4 separate regions of the Homo sapiens genome follow, and regions 1, 2 and 4 are each linked to region 3. Evidence: chromatin contacts called from ENCODE Hi-C or POLR2A ChIA-PET data. All regions are on one chromosome and are shown on one strand. Each heading gives the region's core, a stretch centred on a gene start or an enhancer-like site at or near the end of the contact. The rest is flanking DNA. Distances are from core to core; before and after follow the strand shown.

Region 1 (2,700 bases), core at 102-2,601, 500 kb after region 3:
TACTTTTCATTTAAAAAGAAGCAGAAAGAGAAGCACCATGCCATATCAAAATAGCTGACAGCTTCCATGTTGAGAAAAATGAAAGACAATTTTTTGAAGAGAACAGAAATGAACAAATGTACATGGTGCATTTGCTAAAATGCTTAGCTACAATTTTATGATGTTGACTTTATTCCATTTTGTGAAAAACAGAAAAGATTAGCTACTGAGAGGTTATTGAGTATATTATATACAGGCTTTTCTTTCATTTTTCAATAGTAAGTGAGACAAAAATTTCCATTTTAATTTTCTAATTTGATATTCATATATGCACATGGATATTTCTTCATCTGAGATAAGACTGTCATTATCAGCTTCATTTGGTTACATAATGACAAGTCAACTCACTATTTAAACCATTCCCAAATAAATTTCAATTATTTAAATTATAAATTATCTGTAATGTTATATATAAGCATTTTCTTTTCACCTGGAAAAAGCATTTCAGAAATCTTTTTGTGTGCAGAAATAAAACTCTGGTAAAACTACCATAGTTTAAGATCTGAATATTGAATCTGGTTTATGAAAAATAGAAGCTCAGAATAAATTATCATTGTCTTGATTATTCCCGCACATGGATGTGGAAGTGACTCAAATTTTACTCTTAAAAGGTCTGTTTTGGAACTTGAGGGCAAGGGCCTTTGTTCTGCCTTCTAGGGTATAACCAGCTCTGCTCCTGCTTCATTAATGTCTATAAGTTTGTTACAAAGACAGAAACTGACAGGAAATGAATTTAGGGTAGGGGGCACTGACACCCAAAGGGAAGTCACTGTGGACAAGACCCTCTGGGAGGCTGGCAGAGATTGCTGCCACGTGGCCATGGCAGTGTGCGCTGTGAGATGATCCCAGATGTCTGCACAGAATCCCTTCCTGGAGGTGGAGAGGGTTGACACCCTTGTAAAACACAGGGAACAGACCTGCTAACCTCATTTAATGCCTTCACACTCTGTAATGCCAGAAACTAATATTAATATCAAAATACAAGTTTTAAAGTGTGTCAGAGATGATGTTCATGCAGAATGTGAAGAAATTAACATATTGAGAAGGAAACTGAAGAACCAAGGGGTCAGTTTCTCTCAGCATTCACAGAAATCTTCCTGCACATCCCATCTACTCCTGAGTATGTACATTTCCACCTGATTGCCAGCTCCCCCAGGCGAAGGAGTTGTTTCTGCTAATCCCCCATCAATGCATCATGCACACCGCTCTACATCATTAGGCACCTGCCTTTCTGTGAGTGATGGTGATAAAAATGAAACTAGCCAAGTATGTGTGGATCATTGGGTAAAAAGGGTACTGCAGTCAGGTTCTCGGGATTTCCCTGGGGACTTTTGTGGTTTGGAGGAGCTGTTTCTGTAGTCTGTGCAAATACTGTGATGAGGCCCACATCAGATGCTGGGGGGAAATGTGAAGCACCTCATGGCAGTAGCATCACAGTGAGCTCATTGATGAAAAAAGAACCCAACAAAATCCCAGTACTCCTAAAGCTATACTTTGTCCAACTTTTACTTAGTACTTAAAAAAAAAAAAGAATGGTTTTATGTGGTGTTTAAACTGGGCTGTGTATCAAAATTCCCTGGTGTAATTGAAGTACATTTCTGATGGACATTGTTTGAAGGTCTAATTTTGTAGTTGCATGTTGTCTGAACTACTGTTGATGGCCATGAAGCCCTGGTTCCTGAGCCTTATAAATAACTTTGGTCTGCCCATCCTGTGCCATCATCACTTCCATTGGATCTGCTCACTTTGGTGAGCTATGAATGGAAAAACTCTTCCCAAGTATCAAGCAATTATATTTCTCCTTACAAACAGAAAGTGTTTTCAGTGATCTTTATGATAATCTGAGTGGGTTTTCTTGGATTCATGCCCAGCAAGTTTATTTTTGTGTGTAGTAGGCTGATTTTCTGATTTTTCTGTACATTTCTTTGTAGAGTTTACCGAACTGTTTATCTTTGCTGACAACTTCAGCTAGGTCAGAGTTTGTGTAAATTCAGTGAAGCTTTAAAAAAGCCATGATCTAAAGTTCCCTAAGATCTTTATTGCTGACTTTTAGAGTCATGATTTTGTCACAACCTTAGCTGAGCCTGTCTCGGGAATGGAAACAGCAGCTGAATTGTGTGTTTGCATACCCGAAGCCCCAGACCATTCTTGCAAAGCCTCCATTATTTGTCTTTGTAGTCTCAGAAGCTTTGCATTTATGGATTCATTGTATCATCATTTTATGGCTATTTGGAGTCTCTGATGATGTTCTAATTAAATGCCCATTTCCTGCTCACCACTGTTTTATACCGCTTAAAATGCCAACTTCTCCCAGTGTATTTTTGGATATGTGAGTAATGGGTTGAATCAATAGTGTTATTGGAAATTAACTGTTTTTAAGGCTAATGATGTAAAGATTAAAAACATTTCCCCAAGGTCAGTTTCCTTATATTTAGAATGCATACACACACACATATATATAGCTGTATGTATTTTGATATAGACTAATCGATCACAGAATTCAACTGGATATCTCACAAAAATGATCCTGTCTTACATCCATACCATGGCTGCTACTCAGTAATAAAAAGCAAAAAATGATTGGTACATGAAATAACTTGGATGGACTCAAGGGCCATATGTTAGTGAAAAAAGCCAATCTCAAAAGGTGTGATTCTGCTT
Region 2 (2,818 bases), core at 116-2,615, 390 kb after region 3:
TCCCAGTTACTCGGAAGGCTGAGGCACAAGAATCGCTTGAACCCAGGAGGCGGAGGTTGCAGTGAGCCGAGATCGCGCCACTGCACTCCAGCCTGGGGACAGAGCGAGACTCTGTCTAAAAAAAAAAAGAAAAGAAAAGAAGGTGACAGTTGTGAGAGTGACCCTACTCTTTTCTATAAGCTTACTAAACAGCAGCCCGAATTCCAGGCCTCTCCCGACTTAAGGGCTGGCACCGGGTGGTCTCAACTGCTCTCGACCCCTGGTCTCAACTCTACTGATTGTCACTTATGAGTAAAGTCCCTAATAAAATAATTGTTAAAACAATGGAAAGTTAAGTTAGATTCTGGGATGCTTTGATGCTGTGGCGACCTTGAGGTTGGAGGGCCCTCTATTGATCCCATACTCATTCAGCAAGAAGAATTAAGGCCAATCTCAGGCCTAGTCTAGGATGTCTGAGGAAAGTATTGATGAGTCAGTCTTTTCATCACCTCATCTGTCGGGATGAATAGCCTGTAAAGATTGTTATTTATGGACAAATTGTATATATGTATATATTTCTAATGGACTTTATTTTTAGAGCAGTTTTAGATTCACAGCAAAATTGAGAGGAAGGTACAGAGATTTCTCATACACCCCCTCCCCTCAAACAAGCACAACCTCCCCCGTTATCAATACCCCCACCAAGGTGGTAAATTTGTTATAGCTGATGAACCTACACTGACACATCATTATCATCCAAAAATCACGCTTTAAGGATTTTTATCTTTATCCTCCGAGTAAAGATATTGAAAAGTGTTCATCAAGAGGGTGCTATCATTAGGTCCGCATTTTAAAGAGTTCAATGATTGCAGAATGAAGAACAGATTAAAGACTAGTGAAATGAGAATAAAAGTAGGGAGACCAATGAGGAATTTGGGGAAGATGATGGTGTCTTGGATCAGGTGGTAGAACAGAGACAGAGAAAACTGGATGTATTCAAGGGCTATTTATGGATTCGACTGTAGCATTTCACAACATACTACTGATCATATAACAAGGGGCTTGCAGTTTTAGTTATAACAATTAAAAAATAAAGTATAATATAATAACATACATGTTTTTTAAGCCATCAAAATGTTGTGGATAGGAAGAAGTCCAAAGGAACCCTATTCCAGGGAGACAAGTGCTTCCTAGAGAATGAAAATCAGTAGGCATTACCTTCGCTAGGGGCAACTACTGAGTCAGGCGTGGGCTGGTGAGGATTGGGCCTGATTCAAGCAGGGAGACTCTTCCTGCATAAGGTGCAGTCAGTGGAGTTTTAAATGTCTGTGTGTGGGTTAGTGAGACCAACTGGAATCTGGAGGAGTTTCAAGGCCAAGTTCTCCCGCCCACCGATTCTCCCTCGGGAGACTTGTGTGAGAGGATGTGGTAGCCCAGTAATCTGAAGGCTGGATAGTAAGTCCCTCCCAGATAGAGGGAGTTCTTGGCAACTCATTGTGCTGAGATCCCAAAGGCTTGCCAAAGGGAGGGACTTGTAATACATACAGGACTGATCTTGCACTGAAGACATTTGAAACCAGAGATAAATTGAAACTATTAGAAGTTGAAGAAAATATGAACAAACTGGATGAAAAGATGGAGAATTTTAACAGAGCTATTATAATTTCCTGACAATTACTAAAATAATATTCTAGAACTGAAAAATAAAATATAGATATTTTATTAAATATCTAAGTTAGTAAATTCATTGACCAACCTCTTCCAAGTCCTCCCTTTCCCCTTTCCTCCCAGCCTCTGGTGGCCACTATTCTACTTTCTACTTCTGTGAAATCAAGTTTAGATTCCACATATGAGTCAGTTCATGCAGTTTCTCTTTCTCTCCCTGGCTTGTCTGAATTTATGCCCTCTCGGTTTATCTATGTTGCCACAAATGACAGGATTTCATTCTGTTTTATAGCTGAATAGTATTCCACTGTATGTATATATGCCACATTTTTTTTATCCACTAATGTGCAGATGAGCATTTAAGTTGATTTCCTAATCTTGGCTATTGTGAGTAATGCTGCAATAAACAGGCAGTGCAAATGTCTCTTCAACATACTGATTTCATTTCCTTTGGATATGTATCCAGTAATGGGATTGCTGGAGATGGTACTTCTATTTTTAATTTTTTGTGAAATCTTTATACTGTTTTCCATAATAACTGTACCAATTTATATTCTCACCAATGATGTATAAAAATCCCCTTTTCTCTGCATCTTCACCAGCATTAGTGACTGTACCAAATAACAATACAGTGCATATTACAAGATCGCTAGAAGATTTTTGAACATTGCCACCACAAAGAAATGATAAATATTTGAGGTGGTTAATATGATAATTACCCCAATTTAATCTTTATACTATGCATATATGCATTAAAATATCAGGTTGTACTACATAAACATACAGTTATTATGTGTCAATTATAAATTTAAAAATTAAAACATTCATTGGATGGATTTAACAGTAGACACAATATAGAAAATAGTTTGAACTAAATAGTAATAGAAATATGATATATCATTATGTGTGGGATGCAACTAAGAAGATATTTAGGAGGTAGAAATAGACTTGGTGATAGTTGAGAGGTGGATAATAAAGTCAACTCCTGGGTTTCTATTTGTAGTACTGGATGGATGATTGTGTGATTGTTATTCACCACGATAAGAAATTGTGTGTGTGTGTGTGTGTGTGTAAGAGAGAAAGAGAGAGGTGTGCACATGCAAATGCAAGGAGGTAATTGAGGATGAAGTGAGGGTAGTTGAGTTTGAAGTGACTTGGTGGTTTCTAAATAGAT
Region 3 (2,783 bases), core at 131-2,630:
TTTCCAAAGAAGACAAAATAGTAACCTCTATTGCATTGTTCTACTTGGATAATTTTGGTGATAAGGCCCACTCATTAATTCATTCATTTACTTGGCTAACATTTCCTGAGTACTTACTATGTGCCAGGTTCTGTGCTAAAAACCGGGTTTACAGTGAGGAAAATAAACAAAAGGTAACTGTTGCCAGGAAGCTCAGAATCTAATAAAAGTACATTCACTAAGAACAATAATTCCATTAATGAATAATTGCAAATTGAAATTTGTTTTCTGAAGCAAAAGAATATAGTTCCATGAAAGTATTAAAGGGCTAGAAACAGTGTCCCTAGTAACATGACACTTAAGGTAGATCAGAGTGGTAATTAGGAGGTACATACCAGTTTGTACAAAAATGCTGTTGCAGTGGGGAGCCTAGAGAATTCAGGTGTAACTGAGAGAAGCCTCACATGGCTGGAGCTCTGGCCAAGGGTAAGGGTACAGAGCAGGTGGGAGCCAGAACATGTGTGGCCCTGTAGGCCATTTTAAGAATATTGAAGAGGTTCAGTAAGGTCAGTGACATCAGATTTGTTTTCAAAGGGTCATTGTAACTGTAGATGAAAAGGTTGTATGAGGACCAAAGTGAATAAAAGGAGACATCTTAGTATTCTATTACAATAATAAAGGTAAGAAAAGATAGTGGCTAAGATCAGGGTGGTATCTTTTGAGATAGAGGTAAGTGGACAGTTTTGAAATATACTTAGGTCAAACTGAGGGAATTTGGTGATGCTTTAGGAATGGTAGATCAAAGAGAAGGCAGTATGAAGAATGACTTCTTGTATTTGGGCTTGTGTAACTAGTTGTCAAATGAAGCTGTTTTTTTGAAGTATAGTGTGAATATCTTTTAAAAAATTATTTATTCTTCTTTGGGCAGATTTGACCTTTCCTATTAATGGGAAGAAGGCAGAGTTTGTTTCTGTATCCTATTAATGGGAAGAAGGAGCAAACAAGGTCACAAAACATTAACAGCAGTTCACAGAAGCTACTACATGAGGAGGATGAGCTCTGAGGTCTCCTAGCCTGGGGTTTTTTAATTGCGTAACATTTACTAGGTAGAACAGGGGAGATAGTACAGATTTGCCAATATTTAGGGGTTTTTAAATACAGTTTATGATCAAATCAAAGAGAAAAACAGCAGATCTCTAGTGTTCATTAAGTCAGCAAATTTATAATTTCTCAGTAGTATTACTTTTTAACAAATTATATATTAGCCAGGATCGTCATGTGTGATCTCTTTAGCAGTAGATACTGCTAAACCCTTCCCTGTTCTCTCTCCCAGTTGCAGTGAGTTAAACCATGTGTCGTTCTACCCCCACAGTACCCTTTACTTAATTTACATGTGGCTTTTTTCAGACTGTTAACGCGAGGTAGGAGTTCCTGTAACCAAGGCTACCTGTGTGGTTCAGTCTCTCACAAAACCCATTTGGTTCAACTCCAACTTAGTTTTGACTCATCACACATCTGTGGTTATACCACTGTAAACATCTTGTAGTTTTCCTCCAACGGTTCCCTCCGAATTTGCTTATTTTAAACACACGTTATTTTAAACACAATGAAATCTTCCTCAAATTCAATAGATTTCCTTTCTGATTAATAGTTCCTGAGTAGGGAACACTGAAAGAGTTTAAGTAGAAAAGAAAGATTTTAAGTTGGACTTTAGTACAAGTGCATTTTCAGATCTTTTATCATATCCAGATGGAGTTGTCTGTAGGCACATGATATGGGGCTGGCATATAAAGAATTCTTAACTGAAGGTAAATTAATTTGGGAGATTTTGAAGCTCTAACCCTAGATATGAGCGTCGCTAGGGAAGAAGGATACACTATGGTAGAAGAATAGAGTCTGAACCTTAGGAACTCCAACCAAGGGGTGGCTGGGTTAAGAAAGGTGGTCTTGAAAAGGAGTCAGGAGAGACCAGAAGGCAGGATAAAAACCAACAGAATGGGCTAGTGGAGCACAGGGGCAAAGAGTGCTTCAAGGAGAGAAGAGGCTCTGATGGCTGCTGAAATGTCAAATAAGGTAGAGACTTAAAAATGTCCATCAGATTTAATGACATGCAGATTATTGGAGACTTTGGTAAGAGCTGTTTTTGTTCAAAACCAATTTGAAGTGGGTTCAGAGGTGAGTGGGAAAGTACAGACGTGGAAACAGAAAGTTTAGATGGTTGGCTCTGACTAGGATTGATGAAGAGAGGTAACTGGAAGATGAGGGGTTTAGAGTAGGTTGGGGTAAGTTTTTTTTTTTTTTTTTTAATTAGGATAGCTATTTGACCATTTGAAAATTAAAGACTGCTGAGACAGAGTTATTTTAGAATTTTATTGCCTTTTTTGTGTTGATTATGCATAGGAGTATGTGTTTTGATTTGTTAAATGAAAAACTAGACTGTTTTGAGAAAAGCAAGGTACTCGAATAAATTTTATTAATTTTTTCGTTCATTAGGGAGGGCATTTTTTGCTTGGAAATAGATAATTTAGATATATTTACATGTTTGGTATTTGATAATGAATTATAAAAAGGTTTAGTGACTGAAGCTTTTAAGTATGCTTATTTAAATTTCTAGAGCTGTAACAGTAAATTTTACCCATTTTATAAAGTAGTAGAGAACAGATACAAAGAAGAGTCCCAAAAGCATTTTTTTAAATACTTGGTTTTAAGTCTCCTTTTATCTTAATGATCTTAAGAATTGGCAGTAGTCATCAAAGGGGAGGTAACTCAGAATTGACATTGTATTTAAAGGGGAGGCTACCCAG
Region 4 (2,700 bases), core at 5-2,504, 380 kb after region 3:
GATTTTTGGTGATAATAGATTTGATTCTTTATCCCATTTATACCTAAAATGAGTTCACTTGATCTGATTATTTAAAAGTATCAGGACTGTCCTTAGGTGGAGAGGAGTGATGACCACTTTAATTCTACCAAGGAAGTCACAGTATCATAAAGGACCTTATAATAAAAAAAGTTTGATAGAGGAGGGGAAAATGGGAGATAGTAATAAACCAGCGCTTAAGAAAACAAATATTCACCTAGTGTCTTTTGTGGTTCCTTGGTAGAAAAATTGAATCCAGATTAGGTAAAATTTTAATTTTCTTAAATGTTCAATCATCATATTTTTCTTTGCAGTTACACCTTAAAATGCTTCCTTCAGAGCCAGTACTCCTAGAAGAAATAACAAATTTGTCATCCCAGGTGGAAGAAAACTGGACCCATTTGCAATCACTCTTCAATCAAAGCATGTGTATTTTAAATTATCTCAAAAGTGCTTTGTTGTAAAAATAAATTTGTGACTAAACAAAGACTTTCATATTAAATGGGTTCAATTGAACTCATTTCTTATTTTCCAAGTGTCAATGTGAAAAGAAAATAAATGCTAGCACTACTGACTAGTCAGTATATCTCCACTTTAAATGCTAAATACTTTCTTGAAATAAAATCGCACCTCCCGGCCAGGCATGATGGATAATGCCTGTAATTCCAGCACTTTCAGAGGCCAAAGCGGGAGGATTGCTTGAAGCCAGGAATTTGAGCCCAGCCTGGGCAACATAGCAAGCAAGATCCCATCTCTACAAAAAGTTAAAAAAATAAATTACACCTGCCTTTTGTTTTGAAGACTTAAAGAATCTGCTCAAATGATTTATTTTCTGAGTCTCTTCACATTAACTTTTATATGATTTTTAAAAAATTATTACCTGCTTATATTTTTTGAGTATCTGTTTCATATAAAGAGATGCTGCATGTTCACTGTGAAGTATTGCTGAATTAAATTGAAAATGTCAGATAAAACTGATACATGATGTAGTTATAAAAATGCTGTTATGAAGAAAAAAGGAATGCTTTTTTCCTCGGTGGCCTTTGATAAAAATATGAATGATTGACTCTCAGAGTTGGAGGATAAACTAATCATCTTCTAGCACAGCCCTGTTGTGTTGCAGGAGAGGAATCAGGCTAAAGTCTGCTGGTATTTCAGTGACAGATTAAAACTTTCTAACAGTGGCCTAGTGCTTTCTCCATTGTAATGTACTGAAAGGAAGTTGTTCATGGATCAGAAATGTGGGAGGCCCTTCCTTGCCCAAGGCAAGTCGCTGTAGATGGTTAAACTGATACCAAGGATAGGTAAGGGAAATTCCAAATTCCATTGGAAGATGGCCTTTTACTGACACTGCAGACATGTAGATAACAATAGTTTAATGTCCTCTGAAAAGGTAAAAATTCCATAAATCCTTGCAAACAATTTTTAGCAATATTGTTTATTGCTACCACAGCCAAGAATGGGTATTTCAAAGCCAGGGTTTTTTTTATTTTGTTTTGTTTTGTTTTTTTTTTTTTTTTTTTGGCTACACTTTTTTGGGGGGGACCTTTTAATTTGGGAAGAAAATGCTGAGTATACTTTTCTTTCACAACCATTGCAAACCCAGGTAGCCCTGGAGTTTTCTTTTTTTCTCATCATCATTGTTTTGTTTTTTTTATGGTTCAAGACTTTTGCAATACATGAATTAAAAATAAGCAGTTCTTTAAAGCATAGCGCTCTAAAAACTATTCTTAGTTTATACCCTCAAAAGTTGGGTCTTTCATGAAACACAGTGGTTTGAATATGAACACCAGTAGCATTCTCGTTCGTTGTTAGGGTAAGAGAGTTTTGTAGAATGATCTCCAAAAGAAGCAGTCCTCAAAAGGCATTTACCAGTGATATCTTTTAATATTCATGTTTTTATTTAATGATGTAAGATAGAATTAATAAACTACTAAGGAAATAAGCCAATGTGGTTATTGTACTCAATTTCGTTTTTCTTTTAGAAATGTGTATTGACTTATTAAAGCCACTGACAGAAATGTTAATCATGACTTAAGTTCTAATTTAAAAAACTATTTTCCTCTTTCCTAAATACTATATTCTAAATTGGAATATGGCAAAATCCCAATATATAATTCTATACCTAGTAAAGATTGTAAATAACTAAAACAAAATGATAAGAGCTGTGAACTGAAATTGTATTGCTTACAGAAATCATGAACCGAATTTTCTTCTCTTTTTAAAGTGAGCATAAAGACTTAAGTGTATTGTTACCAGAGATATATTTAGATAGAATACATCATTTTGGCAGGTAATCTTCTAGAACCTTTCATGTACTGTTTCCATCAAGGGAGGGAAAGAAATAGAAAATATAATTTTATCTATATTTTCCTTAAAATATATCAATCTGTGCACACTCTTTCAGTTTTTTAATTACTCATGTAATATATGACTACATTTTGCTTGTGTGCTTTTTGAAAACCATCTTCAGTCCCAATATCCTCTGTAGAAGTAATAGTTTTAACTCTCCTAGATCTTCTTTTAGAGTGTTTTTATGAGTGTTTAATGTAGGAATGTGTATATATTATCTACAGCCACAGGAAATGTATAGTTACGATTTTTACATACGTGTATGTATATTATTGTACAACTTGCTATTTCTACTTGGGAGTTTTTTATTTTGGTACATTCACATTTACC

The links. A loop is a pair of places that touch in the nucleus more often than their neighbours do. ChIA-PET counts read pairs that join two places held with the same protein, here RNA polymerase II (POLR2A). Pooled maps may share reads with other maps.
Region 1: a pooled map shows a loop between it and region 3 (10-fold over the local background). The contact joins two enhancer-like sites. A Hi-C loop is called at or near these places in 16 of 37 single-sample maps with no recorded cell type and 9 of 50 pooled maps. POLR2A ChIA-PET finds 5 or more read pairs at or near these places in 1 of 52 experiments (activated T-cell).
Region 2: a loop to region 3 is called in a map of mammary epithelial cell, with 3 times the contacts of the local background. The contact joins two enhancer-like sites. A Hi-C loop is called at or near these places in 5 of 168 maps with a recorded cell type or tissue (K562, MCF 10A, PC-3 and 2 more), 12 of 37 single-sample maps with no recorded cell type and 14 of 50 pooled maps. POLR2A ChIA-PET finds 5 or more read pairs at or near these places in 2 of 52 experiments (AG04450 and PC-9).
Region 4: a loop to region 3 is called in a map of PC-3, with 3 times the contacts of the local background. The contact joins two enhancer-like sites. A Hi-C loop is called at or near these places in 2 of 168 maps with a recorded cell type or tissue (OCI-LY7 and PC-3) and 4 of 50 pooled maps. POLR2A ChIA-PET finds 5 or more read pairs at or near these places in 2 of 52 experiments (GM12878 and activated naive CD4-positive, alpha-beta T cell).

The regions. Positions count from the first base shown.
Region 1 is chr5:111,253,505-111,256,204 of GRCh38, forward strand. The region is part of intron 1 of CAMK4 (calcium/calmodulin dependent protein kinase IV); the gene reads left to right. Among named protein-coding and RNA genes, the nearest start is that of CAMK4, 30 kb to the left of the region's middle. RefSeq lists enhancers at 1-86, 895-984, 1,205-1,474, 1,635-1,684. Within about 2 kb of position 1,352, at least 3 of the 41 ENCODE cell types and tissues checked have a DNase peak (open chromatin) inside an H3K27ac peak, as active enhancers do.
Region 2 is chr5:111,142,711-111,145,528 of GRCh38, forward strand. No RefSeq gene overlaps it. Among named protein-coding and RNA genes, the nearest start is that of WDR36, 52 kb to the left of the region's middle. Within about 2 kb of position 1,366, at least 2 of the 41 ENCODE cell types and tissues checked have a DNase peak (open chromatin) inside an H3K27ac peak, as active enhancers do.
Region 3 is chr5:110,751,036-110,753,818 of GRCh38, forward strand. The region is part of intron 5 of SLC25A46 (solute carrier family 25 member 46); the gene reads left to right. Among named protein-coding and RNA genes, the nearest start is that of SLC25A46, 13 kb to the left of the region's middle. RefSeq lists an enhancer at 1,520-1,779. Within about 2 kb of position 1,381, at least 3 of the 41 ENCODE cell types and tissues checked have a DNase peak (open chromatin) inside an H3K27ac peak, as active enhancers do.
Region 4 is chr5:111,126,402-111,129,101 of GRCh38, forward strand. It overlaps WDR36 (WD repeat domain 36), which reads left to right. Exons shown (of 23, transcript NM_139281.3): 23 at 333-2,700. The coding sequence ends at 482. Among named protein-coding and RNA genes, the nearest start is that of WDR36, 35 kb to the left of the region's middle. Within about 2 kb of position 1,255, at least 2 of the 41 ENCODE cell types and tissues checked have a DNase peak (open chromatin) inside an H3K27ac peak, as active enhancers do.